Regions from separate parts of the Mus musculus genome. Here region 1 is linked to region 2. The links are chromatin loops, found by intact Hi-C in ENCODE. Cell type or tissue: left cerebral cortex. All regions are shown on one strand. Region 1 has its middle 50 kb from the start of Plk2. Region 2 has its middle 8.7 kb from the start of Gm33045.

Region 1 (8,000 bases), 170 kb after region 2:
GAAAGTGCAGGGACTCTTATGGAAAAGTTGGGGGGAAAGATTGCAGGCCCCAAAGGGGGTAGGAACACCACAGGAAGACCAACAGAGTCAACTAACATGGATCCTTGGGAACTCTCAGAGACTGAACACACCAACAAGAGAGCATACACAGGCTGGACCTAGGTCTCCCCACACATATGTAACAGATGTGCAACCAGGTCTTTATGTGGGTCCTGAACAACTGGAGCTGGAGCTATCCCAAACGTTGTTGCCTGTCCGTGGAATATGTTCTAGCTGGGCTACCTTGTCTGGACTCAGGGGGAGAGGATGTACCAGGGCGGAGGAATACATAGGGGGGCCCCGCCCTCCCAGAGGAGAAAGGAAGGAAAAGATAGGGGAAGGAGCAACCAGAAGTGGGGCAGTGAGCAGGATATTAAGTGAGTGAATGAATGAATGAATGAATGAATAAAATAAATATAAAAAGGAAAGGCTTGTCCTAAAAATATGTGGTATAAATTTAGACAAAAGAATGTAGACACCAAAATTGCTGTCTATCACTGTCAAAAACATATAAAGGGATATGTACAAAGGCAACAAAATTTACTTTTTAATCTAGAAATAAATAAGCCTAATAAGAGATAGAATCTTAAGCCGGGTGTGGTGGTGCACACGTTTAATCCCAGCACTCAGGAGGCAAAGGCTGGTGGATTTCTGAGTTCGAGGCCAGCATGGTCTACAAAGTGAGTTCCAGGACAGCCAGGGCTACACAGAGAAACCCTGTTTCCAAAAAACCAAAAGAAAAAAAGAGAGAGAGAGAGAGAGATAGAATCATGAAAATCATGCAAAATTTTATTAGAATATATAAATACCCATATAAATGGATAGCTAACTCATACCTGTAGATGTAAAGAGTCAATATTATTGGCAGAGTAATTGAGGTAAATTTATAAATTTCACACTACAGGCATTTTTTCTGGTGATGTGCTCTACAATGTTGCGCTTCATTTTGTTGTTTATAAAAACTGATCATAAAATTGAATTCTTTCTACAGGGGTTTTAAACATAAACAAAGTCGCATCTGCCATTTTTCTCTGGCCAGTGATTTCTAGGTTGTATAATGAGCTGGGGACTTAAGAAGAGGACAATGTCCTGTTTTTCTCCTCAGTATAAACTGTGATCTCATGGAACATAATACATTTTAGGCTATGAGAAAAAAAATCCCATAGTGCAGCACAGGGTGACGGGACATCTGTGGACCCTTCTCAGCAGCCTTCTGGATACATGAAGAGGCCAGCTGCACACCCTCAGGCTCGACGCAGGCCACTTGTCTAGGTCAGGCCTTGAACTCCAGGCTGGCCTAGCACAGCAGGGGAAGATTCTGGTCTGCCTTTGTCCCACAGAAATGTTCCTTGGAGTTCTTCCACACCGATCTGATTCTCTTCTAGAATGTTCTTTGTAGTAGAATATTCCACATTGGAGTTATGCTAGGTCGGCTCCCATTTACAACTTTCATAAATATTCTGTTGGTTACAGGCTTTGTGAACAGTGATTCTTTTTCCTGTCAGCCCCTCAGGATTGATCTGTGACAAAAGTTTTCGTGCTCTCCTTGAGCATTTATTCCTTCTCTTGAAACATACATGTATGTCACGCATGCCTAAGTACATACATTTATTTGGGGAATCTGATTTCATCGCTCTTCCTTCTTGACTCCCATTGACAATTATAAAATTATAAAAATAACCACTGAAGCAGCTACCAAGAGTGCTGAGAGCCACCGAGCCATGCTGACTGGTAATGCAACATTGAGAACGAAACACTTTCTGTACCCTCTCATGACAATACTGTTGTTATTCAGTACTATTAAAGGAATAAAGAGTTAGCACAGGAATGAACCTGAACAGTGTGATTCTTGAGTCCTATGTCCTGGCCACACCCAAAGGAAGACAGAAATGTTGATTTTTCACAGAGAAATGATAGGTACCATGGCCCGATGCTATAAAATATGACTAAGATAACTATAAAATGTCTCATTTCTAAATACCGCATCTGCAAATAGGTCTGAATATGGAGTGATACCTTAGCCAATCTACTGACAAATCGATGGTCATGACGTTTCACGCAGGAACAGCAAGGGTGGCAGACAAACAGATGTCTCTAGAGAGAGAACGACAAACAGATGTCTCTAGAGAGAGAACACCACTCAGACAACTGGCAGATGGGGAGCCTAAAAGTGCAGCATGACTTCCACATGACCACAGACCTCAGCTCTACTGATAGAACACAAGGTAAAAATAAAAGCCTGGGGGAGGGAGACAGCCAAGTAACAGCACGGTATAGGATTTGGCCATGAGTTAGCCTGCTGTACCATAAATGTTGCTGCTGAGAAAATCTGCTTCTGGGGATGTATAACCCACATCGCATCACTGAGCAAAGCACAGACATGATTGAGCCACACAGGGCTTATTCTATTCCTTAAGTTATATCGTCCTATTACAAGATGAAAGCAGTATGATCATTGCTCTTAATTTATTGTAAAGGGCATTTAATCCTCTGAGCATAATCCTCACTAACGTAAGATGTCGTCCCAAAAGTAGAGATTCCTATTTTGCCCATAAGAAATATCCACAAAACTACATTTCACCAAAGGCTATGAGGCAAGAAAAGCCAGGGAGAGCAACAGGATGCCAAATTGATTCTGTTGGCTGAGCAGCATGGGGGCGTGGCTTTTACCTCCTGCATCTCATCTAGGAAAAAACAAAACAAAACCACATCAGTTACTTCCAATTTGCATTAGTTATGCAACAACCATTACAGTTCGGAACTAAACAGGACCCTTAACACTCAACTGACATTAACTGAATTTTAAGAACACCGTACTTCACAAATGTGAGAGTTCATGAGGGAATCTAATATTTGGAACTTCACACTCCCGAGAGGGTTATAGTTATTTATGACTAAAGTTTCCACACCAGCAACAGAAGACCAATGGGAGAATCTTAACCTGAAACTTTGTCATGAGCACACATAGCAAGGAATTATGGTAATCCTTCACACCAAATTTGCGGACTTTTGGTTAAGTGAAATAGATTGGAAAGAATGTGCAAAAACTAGGCAGAAATCTCGGTCCTGTGTGAACAGAACGATATTATAGAAAGTAAGTAAGGTTCGCTCTGGGTGTGGAAATCCTAGTAGAATATTCCAGAAAGAGTTTTGTTTTGTTTTGTTTTGTTTCTGCAGAGTTTGGCTAGATCTGGAGGTCACCAGAAGACAAGCATCTGCCCTATGGATAAGGAACAGCCAGAGCCTCAGGAACAGAGCTTTGAGAGACCACACAGTTTCTGACCCTGTCATGCGACACACATCTGAGGAGAGGATACGATGGTCCTGAAGGCTGTTCTAGGCTCTGCAGACTTAGCATGGCCCGGTTTCTGCAGGTAAAGAGCAATTAGAAATGAGTGGGCAGCAGACAGAGCCCAGCCAGCTTTTCCCTGAGGCAGGATTTCTTACCAGTACGACCAGTTCATCCTGACTTGGAAGGAATGCTTTGAAAGATAGAAGCATCCCTGGTATGAGACTGAAAGGCTCTCCTCAACCGAAAGTCTGTGTAGTTCTGTGAAAACAACCCACAGGCACACTGTACATACGAAGAGCACATTAGGCCAAATTGAAACCCAAAGTCAGGAAGCTGGGCTGTGATCTCAACTGTGAAGAAAAACTCAGGCCTAGAACACCAAAAGCAGCAAATGGCTGCTTTTGAGTCTTGGCCCATCCCCCACTTCTCTGACCTTTCCATCCTAAGTGTTTCAGAGGACAACTGGCCCAACCCCTTTATGTGTTTTCCTTCCCCTGGCACTTTGCTGTTAACCGGAGAAAATTGGCCAGAGTTCAAAAGCAAGAACTAGTCACTCAGAGTCACAGGAGGACAATGGCCACAGCACAATAAGTGTGGCTCTCTGTTTTACCCATAAGCCTCAAAGAAGTGAATTGAGAAGAAAAGACAGGCAAACATACTGTGAGGCTCAGCGATAAACTTTATCAAATGTCAGGGAATGAAGACCAGAGATGGTCACTGGCTCAGCCTCAAATAAGCATCGATGCTGGGCTTCAGGTCCAAACCTAATTCCAAGCCTTGGCACCCAACCCTGTTATCTACTGCCTTTCCTCTCAAATTTTCTAAGATTCAAATTAAAATTTAGGAACCAGCCAAAAGGAGAGAGAAATAATATACACACTCTGCTTATAACTCTTGGCACAGAAGGAATCCTTCAAACATTTAGAAACAGAGTTTAGATTCCACTGCAGTCTTCAAAGTAGGAATCGTTTGCTTTGAAAATGCCTTGAAGTTTTGGAAGCTGTGTATGTGAGTTGCCTGGTGTTTAATCTCTCTCATTAGTGGAAACTATGCACACACCGTTAAGCTCAGTGCAGAGTCAGCACTTACCCAGTTACATAAAAGAACACAGGCAACTCAGGTAAGAGTTTGCTCCAAATCTGAAGATAAATTCTTCTGCCGACTTTTGTTACAAGTGATTTCTAAAATATGTTACATGAATCAAATTAACTGAACTATCATGATCATTTTGCCAGGTACGGGTTGCTGGGGGCAGTGTCTGGTTTCTCCTGGGAATCAACCACAGCATTCATTCCTTGCTCACTAAGTTGTTCCATTACATTCCTATAGATGTTGGAAAGGCATCTTTGTGGTCATATCCATACTCCCGTGTCTCCCAGGCTTTAGCAATGCCCTCTGCATGCCCTTCCTGTAGGTATCTGATCTGGTTTTCAATGTCTCGGGAAGGTAACCGTTAAATGAAGGAAAACTTAATCATATGATAGATACTCTTTGAGTAGTGAACTAAACCCCCCCTTTAAAAATCCTGAATGCCAGTCTCTCTTAACACTCACCCACAGATCTGAAATCTACTTTACTCTTCCTAAGCTAAATACTGGCTTACTACGAGCCACACATGGCCATATTGGCAATGCCTAATCACCTTGATGATTGTTTAGTTAATAATTTGTCTTCTCAACACAACCACAAGCAACCAGAAGGGAGAAACCTGATTATCAGCAGAAGTCTTTTTTTTTCTGATATTTTCATTGAAAGATCGAATAAGTCTTCGGGTTGTATTTTTACAATCAATAACCAACGTTTATTTCTGGCTCAGGAGACAAGAACTCTTACCAGAAAACCAAGGATGGAAGTGAACCCCTGCTGGAGAGCTATTGAAATCTCCAACAAGCCACAGAGTTTTCGGGGCACTCTTAGCAAGCTCAAGGAAAACCCACTGTGCCAACAGTTAGATTAAAACAAGCTATTTCTAGAGTGTTAAGGCTCTATGTAATCTAACGCCTGCCAGGAATTGACAGAACTAGGCATTCTGAAGAGAAGCAGGATTCTCTGATGTGAACTTAAGCGAGATTGTAGAAAAGCCACAAGAAAGGTCATAACCTCTTCCCTTCCCAAGTCAGACTGTTCGTGTGTCAGTGTTGAGCTCCAAGTTTCATGGGTTTCTACATTTATTTAACACCATGCCACAATTTCTATACAATCCATGATATTATAGTGTGAATTAGAAATGTACATTAGATTTCTCACACTTTTCTTAGTTAAAAAAAAAGCATAATTAAGAAGCACATGTTGGATTAAATAGCAGCTTATCTATGTCTATCTACACAATTTACTTAAAAACAATCACTGGCTCTCCTAGTGTAAAACTCGAAAATGTACTTGACTTTCTTTGGAGTAGCCACCTTCAGCAGTAAGTGTCCTTAACCTTTGTCTAGTGGAACCCACATTTTGAAGTGATCAATGTTATGCCTAGAAGTAGTTTCCTCCCTCCAGGATAAGACTGAGTTCAACTTAATTTAAAGCAAGTACTTATTGAACATATTGGATGGTCCAGCAACTCTCACTGGTTGTGATAACAGTATTCCTCAAGCAACCTGTAGTTTTATAAGTCATTATAGCTCAGAAAGAATCCCATAAGGTAGGTCTCAGATAATAGAGCAGGCAGATAGAGAACAAAGGCTGTCATCAAAGGGCTTGGGACCCCACTGAATCATGACATCGCAAGATCTGATCTCATCTGTGTATCTAATAGAGTTTTGGAGCAGGTTGCATTCTTAGCAAATGGCCTGAGGTCTGAACAACGTCTATCAGAGACAGGAGTACTGACTGGTGATTAGAAGCCTCGGGGGAAGGCGGCACTCTTACATGTCTCTCTTTGAAGACTGGAAAGGATCCCCCCGAACCGCCCGTGACTCTGGATCTGCCATGAGCATCTTATGCTTACAGGGCCTGAGGACCTAGACACTGTTCCTTCTTTGGCTCCTTAGAACAGGTCCCTTGGATGAAGGTTTCTTATCAAGCTTAGCTGAGCAAGGAGTCACAGTGTCATTGGGAACAGTTGAAAGTTAGCACATAGGCCAAAAACATTAGGGTGGAAAACTAACTTTTTTTTCTTTTTTTTTTTTTTTTTTTTTTTTTTTAGATATCTAAGTTTCATTTCCTCTAGCTGAGCCACTTAACAAATTCTAAGAGTCATGGATCTAAAAGTCTCAAGGACAAAGAGAGAGTGGTTTGCTATTTTAGCTTTCGGGAGCATTCTTGCAAGCCAGAGGCTACATTTATCTTTATTTCCTGCCCTACGACAAGATAGATACCCCCCAAATATCTCACGTTTTAAAATTGTATAACGGATCAGTTGTTTGAGAAGGTATGCAAGAAGGGCAAGATGCCTTCCCCAGGTTTGTGTGGCTAATGGGGAACTAGTCATTTGTAGAAGTTGACTGGAAAGACAGGGCTACAGAAGGAGTTGGACTGGTGCAGATGTGAACTGCAGGAAAAGGAATAAAACACGGCAGAAAGAAAATGAGTTTTGTCGTCTGTTGTTAATTACTTGGCATGGAATTCATTTGGTAAAATTCTAGTTATGAAAGTTTATAAGTCTGTTTTATTTTATGTATACATAGCAGTCATAGAGAATAAGCCACTTCTTCATAATGAGTAATTAAGACTCCTCTTCCTTATTGCTTACCTTCTGTGTCAGCCAGCATGATAAGATTGACCCAAAGTTGTCTTAGACAAAAAGACAACTTTACAGCCCAGCGTTCTTGCTCTCTCAAGACCAAGCCAACCACACCAGGATCAGTAGAACCTTACTCACTCAAGTTGTGGTTCTGTTCTTGGCGCTGCCTACACTCAAGTTTTAAAGGAAATCTTGAGAAACTAAGCTGTTTCATGTCCCATTCTCATTTGATTGATAAACTATCACCATAGCCTGGATTTCCCCAGCCCTCCTCCCATGACTCCCTATTCTACAAAACAAAGGACTGCACACTTCTTCTCAATAGTCTAGACTATTTATCCTTGATTTTTTTCTGCCTGTAGAAGTAGCCAAATTCCTTTAAGCAGCTTGAGGTTTCTTTATTTGGAGCAAACGCCTGTAAGTCACTAAGATGTACAACTGCAGAGGACCCTGTACACAGGGAAGGATCCAGAGTTCCATGCAACATCAGGGGTCCCTTTACATCATTCTATACTAAGTAGTTCTTAGTTATTCTAAATCTCCTGTACTACAAAGTCTTCATTTGTTAAATGGTTAAATACACTATCTTCTTGACGAACTGTTAGAAACCCCCTTTGATTCGTTCTGGCTTGTTTTTGAAACTTTAAGTGATTTTATAACAGTATAGCTAGGCTGACACTCATTATGCAGCACTGTCTGGCTTCACACTTATAATTCTCTGTCTCAGCTTCCCAGTGCTTGGATTATAGTTTAACACCACAATACTCATCTTAGAGATACTTATGGGTGCTGAACTTTACATACAGATAAAAAGATGCCTAAGGGTTGGAGACTTTTCTTAGTCTCCGAGAGGTCTGGCTCAAACAATGATCATTGGCTATCAATAAAAAGACAGGTATGCTTCATGAACAGTAGAGAAACATTCCCACAAGTCTAGAATAATCCTTAAAATGAGCCTTTTACTAGCTACCCCAGACTAGCCATTCTTCT
Region 2 (8,000 bases):
ATAATAAAGCAGGCTGAGCAAGCCATGGGGAGCAAGGCAGTTAACAGCACCCATTCATGGCCTCTGCATCAGCTTCTGCCTCCAGTTCTCTGCTTGAGTTTCTGCCATTGGTTCTTCACTTATAGACTATACTGTGGTACTGTAGGCCCAATAAACCCTTTCTCCACAACTTGCTTTGCGGTCAGGGTGTGTCACAGAAGAAATAGAAACTGAGACAATCACTTCTGGGATGAACCTTCTAATAGAAAATCATTAATCAAAACAATGCCTGACAGATTTGCCCATAGGTCCATCTGGTATTTCCTTAGTTGAAGTTTTCTCTTTCTGAATGGTCCTACCTTGTCAGGTTGATACATATGTTCTGCTATTATGTCTTTTTCACTTGCATTGCAAGGTCAAATGCCTTCCTAAGGCACTTGTTCCTGCACACGTTTTGGTAAAAGCTTCTCTTGGCCCCTCATTTTCCAATCCCCATCATTCCTCCTCCTGCTTGAACCCTTCTGCCCCCAGGTATTAGCCCCTCTGCTTTCATTTCACCTCCATTGTATCCCTCCTCCCTAGGTGCACCTCCATCAGTGGACCATTTCCAGTCTCTCTGTTTGTATATGTACTCCATGTTAAACATACAAAACAAAACAACTGAATCAAGCACCCTCATGAGAGGGAAGGTGTGGCATTTGTCTTTCTGGATTTGCATGACCTCATTCAGATTTTTTTTTCAGTTCCATCCATTTTCCTTGTAAATTTCACTTTTCTTGCAGCTGAGTAATACTCCATTGTGCATATGTACTGTATTATAATTATCCATTCACCAGATGTTGGGCATCTAGGCTGATTCCATCCCCTAGCTATTGTAAAGAGAGCAGCAGTGAATATGGATGTTCAAGTATCTCTATTAAAACAAAGGTCGTTGGGTACATGCCCAGGAGCTGGGGCATATGGTAGATTTAGTGCTAGCTTGTTGTTTTAGAAACATCCAGAGTGGTTTCTAGACTGGCTGCACTAGTTCCTACTTCCACAAGGGCTCTCCTTTCCTCTCATGTATGCCAGCGTTTGTATTCCTAATGACAGCCATTCTGAGTGGGGTAAATGGAATCACAAAGTGGTCTTAATATGCCTTTCTCTAATGGGTTAGGATCTTAAATATTCCTTATGTATTTGTTAACTCTTTGTATTCCTTCTTATGAGGATATTATGTTCAATTTCAAAGCCCATTTTTTCAATTGGCTCCTTTCTTGGTGATTTGTTTGTTTGTTTGGGTTTTTGCTGTTGTTTTTTGTTCTTTATATATTTTAGACAACGTCATCAGGTAGATAGTTAACAAGCATTTTCTATGGGTACCTCTTCACATGACTGACTGCTTCCTTTGATGGACAGCTGCCCTTCGGCTTCATGAGATCCCATTTTACACTTCCGAGTTTTACTTCCTGAGCAACGTGAGTACGTTTGACGGTCCTTACCTGCACCTTTAAGTTGAAGTGAAATCCCAAATATTTTCCTCTAACAGTGTCAGAGGATGGAGTCTTCCGCTGAGTCTTTGATCCATTTGGAGTTGAATTTTGTGCAAGGTGAGAGATGCAGATTTAGTTTAATTTTACCACATGAACCCAATTTTCCCATCACCATGTACTAAAGATGTTGTTCTTTCTTCTTTGATGGCTATTTTTGGCATCTTTGTTAAAGATAGGTTAGTTCTCATTTCATGGCACTATATTCTTTTCTATTCACTTCCACTGATCGATGTGCCAGTGTTAGCACCATGTTGTTTTTCTCACTAAGGCCCTACAGTATAACTTGAGATCAGATACAGTGATAACTCCTGCAGTCTTTTCTTGATCTGCTGGTTTTTGATTAGAGGCTAGCTAAGAAAAAAGTGAATCTAGTAGCACTGTCCTGTTGGGAAAGTGAGCTTGGTGAATCTACACTGGTCAGTGATTACCAAACTCTTTTCCAGAGGCATATGCATAGAAGTATGCTGAGACAGGGGTTTATGAGTAACAACCAGGACCTAACGCTTAAAGTTTAGAACCTCATAGTTTCCCACGCTGATGGATTCATTTATGCAAAGAAATTACAGCGCAGTGGCTGCTAGCTATATTCAGAGACGTCTGGCAAATGTCTTGAACTTCATTTCCCATTCTTGATCTCAACACTCCACTCCATCCTCTCTTATCTGTCTACCGTTCTGTACTCTGATCCCATGAGGCCAATATATTTATATTCCAAATATAAGGGAAACTACATGCTATGTCTTTCTCTGTGCTATTATTTATTTATATTTCATCTATTTGCTTTTTGAGATAGGCTTTCATTATTTAGCCCAGGCTGACCTCAAACTTTCAGTCTGCCTACCTCAGCCTCTAGAGTGCTGAGGTTTCAGGCATCCACTATCTGCCCAGCTGCTTTCCTGTCTTTTAAAAGTTAAAATTATACTATTTTCAGAATGCTTTGAGTATACCTACTCATATAGATGCCCTTTTTGAAATACCAAAATTCCTTCATGCATAGCAATAAAAAGCTGCCTCTTGCTTTCATACTTCTGTGTCAGAGCCTTGGCTAACCAGGAGCCTCTCTAAGTATCTCCTCTTACTAAATTCCCACATTTTATAGAAACTGTCATACTCATGTCCTCTTAATGTACAGCCTTTGGAGTATGGTAAGAGGAAAAGATTCCCCTCTTCTCATGAAGTCTGAACTGGTCTTGGGATCTGATTTCATGGACTGCAGCATGAATTATGATAAGTAAATGATAAGGCTAGGCTTTTTGTGTGCGGCTGCCTTCTCTTCCTTGGGAACATGGAGTCCAATAGAGGAAGCTTATGAACTCCAATGGAGCAGGAGACCCAGAAGAAATGAGATGACCCGTTCTAACTGAAACCAGCACTTTTATAAATTTTAAATTATTCACTCTGGCTTATTTTCAGGAATCATCTCTCCTTACCAATATTAAATAGAGTAAGAAGGTTTATACTGAAATTAAATTTCTCTCCAGGCAAAAACTGAACAAAAAGGAGTTAAATGCTTTATTTTTTTAAGTAAATAAAAAGCAAATTAACCAAAGATTATATTGACATTAAAAATTTGCCTGTGGGCATTTACAGCAGCTGTGTCCATAATCACCAAATCACAGAAGCAACCATGATGTTTTCCAACAGATAAATCGATAAGCGTCCAGACAATGAGCTACTATACATTCACTTAAAGGACAAGCTACTGCTCCACAGAAGCCAAGATGGAAATGTAAAGGTAGGTACTCTCAAGTGAAGGAAACCACTCTGTAATGCCTACACTGTATCATCACAGTTACTTGGCATTCTAAAACAAGGCGAAAGAGTGGAGACAGGAAAAGAACAATGGTCCCCCCCAGGAGTTTTAGAGGAACAGAAGGCAAGTGGGCGAGGCACCTGGTATTCTTATGGCAGAGGAACAGTTCCCTCTCGTGCTAGAATGGTGGATTCGTGTTGTGCATTTAGAAACACTCACAGAAGAAAGGATGTCCTAATGTGAACCATGCATGTGTTCAGTGGTCAAGTGAAAATGATGATTCACGAGTTGCTACAAGGATGCCAGAATGATCTTGTCCATAGTGGGGAGACCACAGAAAGTTGGCACAGATGCATAGGGGTTCTGGCTATCCTGCTGTGACCCCCAGAGCCTCTAGATTATCTGATGCTTATTTATTTTTATTCTATGTGTAGGCATGCTTTACTTATTGGGTGTATGTGCACCATACTACCTATGTGCACGTAGTACCTGTGGCAGCAGGAGAAAGGCATACGATCTCCTGGCACTGGAGTTATAAGTAGTTGTGAGCTGTCATAAAGGTAAGAAATCCTCAGACTTCTGCAAGAGCAGCAAGTGCTCTCAAGTGCTGGAGTCGTCGTTAGAGCTCCTGGAGTATATATTTAAAACTTGGAGAAAAACAACTTTAGAATGATTGACCATTCATTACAGTGAGTGAAATGAGAAGAAAAAAAAGAAAAAAAACAAAACAAAACCAAAAAGCTCAACAAGTTAGCCCTTAGAGATAGCAATTCAGACCTATAATGAGATAAGCATGTATCCATCCAACTAAAGGCTATCATTGAAAAGACCGCATTGTCAGACACGTGGACACCATATCTTTTCTACATCACCTCATAGCGTGAAAAATACGCAGCCATTCTTTCTTAGACAATTAAAACATACTTCCTTGAGTAATTCCACTTTTCAATATGTCCCCATGGAAACTGTAAACATAGGTAAATAAAAGGGTTTGTAAACCAATACTGATAGCAACTTTTTCCGTAATTCCTCCAAACTACAAACAAAACCACCTGCATTCGACCAGGGAGTGTGTAAGTATTGCACACTGTGCTATAGTATTACAGCAAATTCTACTCATCAATAGAGCCAAGCAAACGACTGTCTCAGGCCACAGTAGAGATGAATCTTCCAGGCCCTGGGCTTGGAAGCAGGATTGGCTTCATAGGCCGGAGGCATAGGGACTGTCACAGAACAGCCTGTGTTTGCAAAGGCTTTAGAGGAGATTGAGTACTCTACTGTCACCACCTTGAAACTTTCTATATATTTCTAACACGGTCCTGTATCTTCAGGCTTCACCCTGAGGCTTTTAAGTACATAGCCGGTTAGATCACTACCTCTTTGTGTTATAAAGTTCCTTAAATCCGTTCAACTTTAGATTTTTAATCTCCATTCAAAGTCTCTCTCTCTCTCTCTCTCTCTCTCTCTCTCTCTCTCTCTCTCTCTCTCTCTCTGTCTGTCTCTCTCTCTCTTACACACACACAATGCATTAATTTGATCCATATCACTTTTTGTTTTCTCAATACCTGGCTCCCTTCTTCAGATCAAAGAAGAGCAAATCTAAGGCTCTTTAGTGACTACAATGGACATGTTCTCCAGTGAACTTAAAGTTTTGAGAGAGTCTGTTTTGCCACAGGACTTCTTGTAAATATACCAGCTGATTTAATGAGTAGGAGTTTAAAGACAGGATGAGGTACATCAATGGAGAACTCAGTTTACATGTTTTCTGCTTAAATACTGTTCCTTCCATGGCTTTAGCACTTTTTACAGTGTAAAAGGAAATGAAAGTCTTATACTACGGGTGTTATCTAAGTTGTCTATTCCAAAATGATATTGAATTCTAACTCCCTGTGTGAATGGGATCCAATGTAGAAATGGAAGCTTTTCAATTGATCGTGTTAAGATGAGATCATTGAATATCTCTAATCCTATGTAACTGGTAGCACTTTCTTACAAAGAAAATTTGGGACAGACAGGCATCCAGGTGCAGGAAGATGTAAAAACACTGAGAGAATTCTAGGGACGCCTGAGGCTGCCACAAAGTAGGAGAAAGGCCAGGAATCAATTTCCTCCATGGCCATAGAAGGAGACAGCCATACCTAAGCCTGACTCACCAGAAATGGGCAGAAATCGGCTTCTGCTCTTTAACCCACTGAAATGACAAACAGACATGTGCTATCATTCAGCTGTAAGAGAAATCCAGAGTCTTTGTTTCACTCTCCACCTTTTCCTTCTTATAGATGACTCTGCTTCCCAGCACGCTTGTAGGTGGGTTGTGCTTGGCTCTCCATCAGAGGGATGCCTTTTGTTTAATGATCATATGCGTTCTCCCTCAGAGTGACACCATAGACCATCTAAGTGTTTAGACATGTGTGCTTGAAGTACAGGTTTCTGGATCCTAGAACAGTAGGTAGAATTAGATTATAATTGCAAATGAATGAATATTGAATTAGTATTTTTTAATGATCTCCTCCAATATCCCATACCTCTGTGAGTGAATGAACTTAAAGCTTAATTCCCTGAATGAATCTTTTGCTGGGTAACCAGTGTCACCCAAAGAGAGAATTCACAGGCTGAGAAAACTCAATTCTTTTCTTGGGTCCATCTCATTTCTGGAATTATTAACTGTCCCCCTCGACCCTAAGAAGGGCTTCTTGAGACAAGGTCATCCCAGATTAGAAACCTCATCGAAAGCAGCAGAGAGATTCCTGGAAGCAGAATATTGCTCCAAGCTACTGGTCACCCCTGTGTTTCGCAAAGGGAAGGGAAACGCTTAAGAAGGAACTGACATGTTCTCCACAATGACTTTGTCTCACTCCTAGCACAGAATCCAATCACATAGGTCAAGTTTATTAGGAGACTTGATTCCTTCAAGCTACTGAAGGTAGAAAATGATTACCCCACTGGGCCAAAAGTTGACTTCTTGAAATCCTAGCAGACCCTGCTCCTGATAAGGTCAAAAAAAGAAAGGGAAAAAAGCCCCTTCTGCTCCACTCAAGCCCCGGGCTTCCTGGCCAGCGGAGTTGCCTGACACCCGCAAGGGCCCACACAGGATTCTCCACGGGATCCTAAGACCTCTGGTGAGTGGAACACAGCGCCAGCCCCAATCCAATCGCGGGGAACCGGGAGACTGCGGTACATAGGGAAGCAGACTACCCGGGCCTGACCCGGGGCAAAAGCCCCTTCCACTCCACTCGAGTCCCGGGCTTCCTTGCCAGCGGAGTTGCCTGACACCCGCAAGGGCCCACACGGGATTCCCCACGGGATCCTAAGACCTCTAGTGAGTGGAACACAACTTCTGCCAGGAGTCCGGTTCGAACACCAGATATCTGGGTACCTTCCCTGCAAGAAGAGAGCTTTCCTGCAGAGAATACTCTACCCACTGAAACCAAGGAGAGTGCTACCCTCCCAGGTTTGCTTATAGAGGCTAACAGAGTCACCTGAAGTACAAGCTCTTAACAGAGACAACTATAACAGCTAGCTTCAGAGATTACCAGATGGCGAAAGGCAAACATAAGAATCCTACTAACAGAAATCAAGACCACTCACCATCATCAGAACGCAGCACTCCCACCCCACCTAGTCCTGGGCACCCCAACACAACCGAAAATCTAGACCCAGATTTAAAAACATTTTTCATGATGATGATAGAGGACATCAAGAAGGACTTTCATAAGTCACTTAAAGAATTACAGGAGAGCACTGCTAAAGAGTTACAGGCCCTTAAAGAAAAGCAGGAAAACACAGCCAAACAGGTAGAAGTCCTTAAAGAAAAACAGGAAAACACATCCAAACAGGTAATGGAAATGAACAAAACCATACTAGAACTAAAAAGGGAAGTAGACACAGTAAAGAAAACCCAAAGCGAGGCAACGCTGGAGATAGAAACCCTAGGAAAGAGATCTGGAACCATAGATGCGAGCATCAGCAACAGAATACAAGAAATGGAAGAGAGAATCTCAGGTGCAGAAGATTCCATAGAGAACATCGACACAACAGTCAAAGAAAATACAAAATGCAAAAGGATCCTAACTCAAAACATCCAGGTAATCCAGGACACAATGAGAAGACCAAACCTACGGATAATAGGAATTGATGAGAATGAAGATTTTCAACTTAAAGGGCCAGCTAATATCTTCAACAAAATAATTGAAGAAAACTTCCCAAACATAAAGAAAGAGATGCCCATGATCATACAAGAAGCCTACAGAACTCCAAATAGACTGGACCAGAAAAGAAATTCCTCCCGACACATAATAATCAGAACAACAAATGCACTAAATAAAGATAGAATATTAAAAGCAGTAAGGGAGAAAGGTCAAGTAACATATAAAGGAAGGCCTATCAGAATTACACCAGACTTTTCACCAGAGACTATGAAAGCCAGAAGAGCCTGGACAGATGTTATACAGACACTAAGAGAACACAAATGCCAGCCCAGGCTACTATACCCGGCCAAACTCTCAATTACCATAGATGGAGAAACCAAAGTATTCCACGACAAAACCAAATTCACCCATTATCTTTCCACGAATCCAACCCTTCAAAGGATAATAACAGAAAAGAAGCAATACAAGGACGGAAATCATGCCCTAGAACAAACAAGAAAGTAATCCCTCAACAAACCAAAAAGAAGACAGCCACAAGAACAGAATGCCAACTCTAACAACAAAAATAAAAGGAAGCAACAATTACTT

The links. A loop is a pair of places that touch in the nucleus more often than their neighbours do. Peaks named below come from ENCODE experiments on the same cell type or tissue, not always from the same donor. Only the 100,000 strongest peaks of a DNase experiment are listed, where the experiment ranks them.
Region 1: a loop joins it to region 2, with 3 times the contacts of the local background. A loop is called at or near these places in 3 of 42 quality-filtered maps.

Annotation. Positions count from the first base shown.
Region 1 is chr13:110,440,914-110,448,913 of GRCm38, reverse strand. No RefSeq gene overlaps it. Among named protein-coding and RNA genes, the nearest start is that of Plk2, 50 kb to the right of the region's middle. In left cerebral cortex, no CTCF peak of the experiment used is centred here; DNase peaks (open chromatin) are centred at 2,248, 4,251, 5,310 and 7,685; H3K27ac peaks cover 2,668 bases.
Region 2 is chr13:110,614,572-110,622,571 of GRCm38, reverse strand. No RefSeq gene overlaps it. Among named protein-coding and RNA genes, the nearest start is that of Gm33045, 8.7 kb to the left of the region's middle. In left cerebral cortex, no CTCF peak of the experiment used is centred here; a DNase peak (open chromatin) is centred at 3,386; H3K27ac peaks cover 258 bases.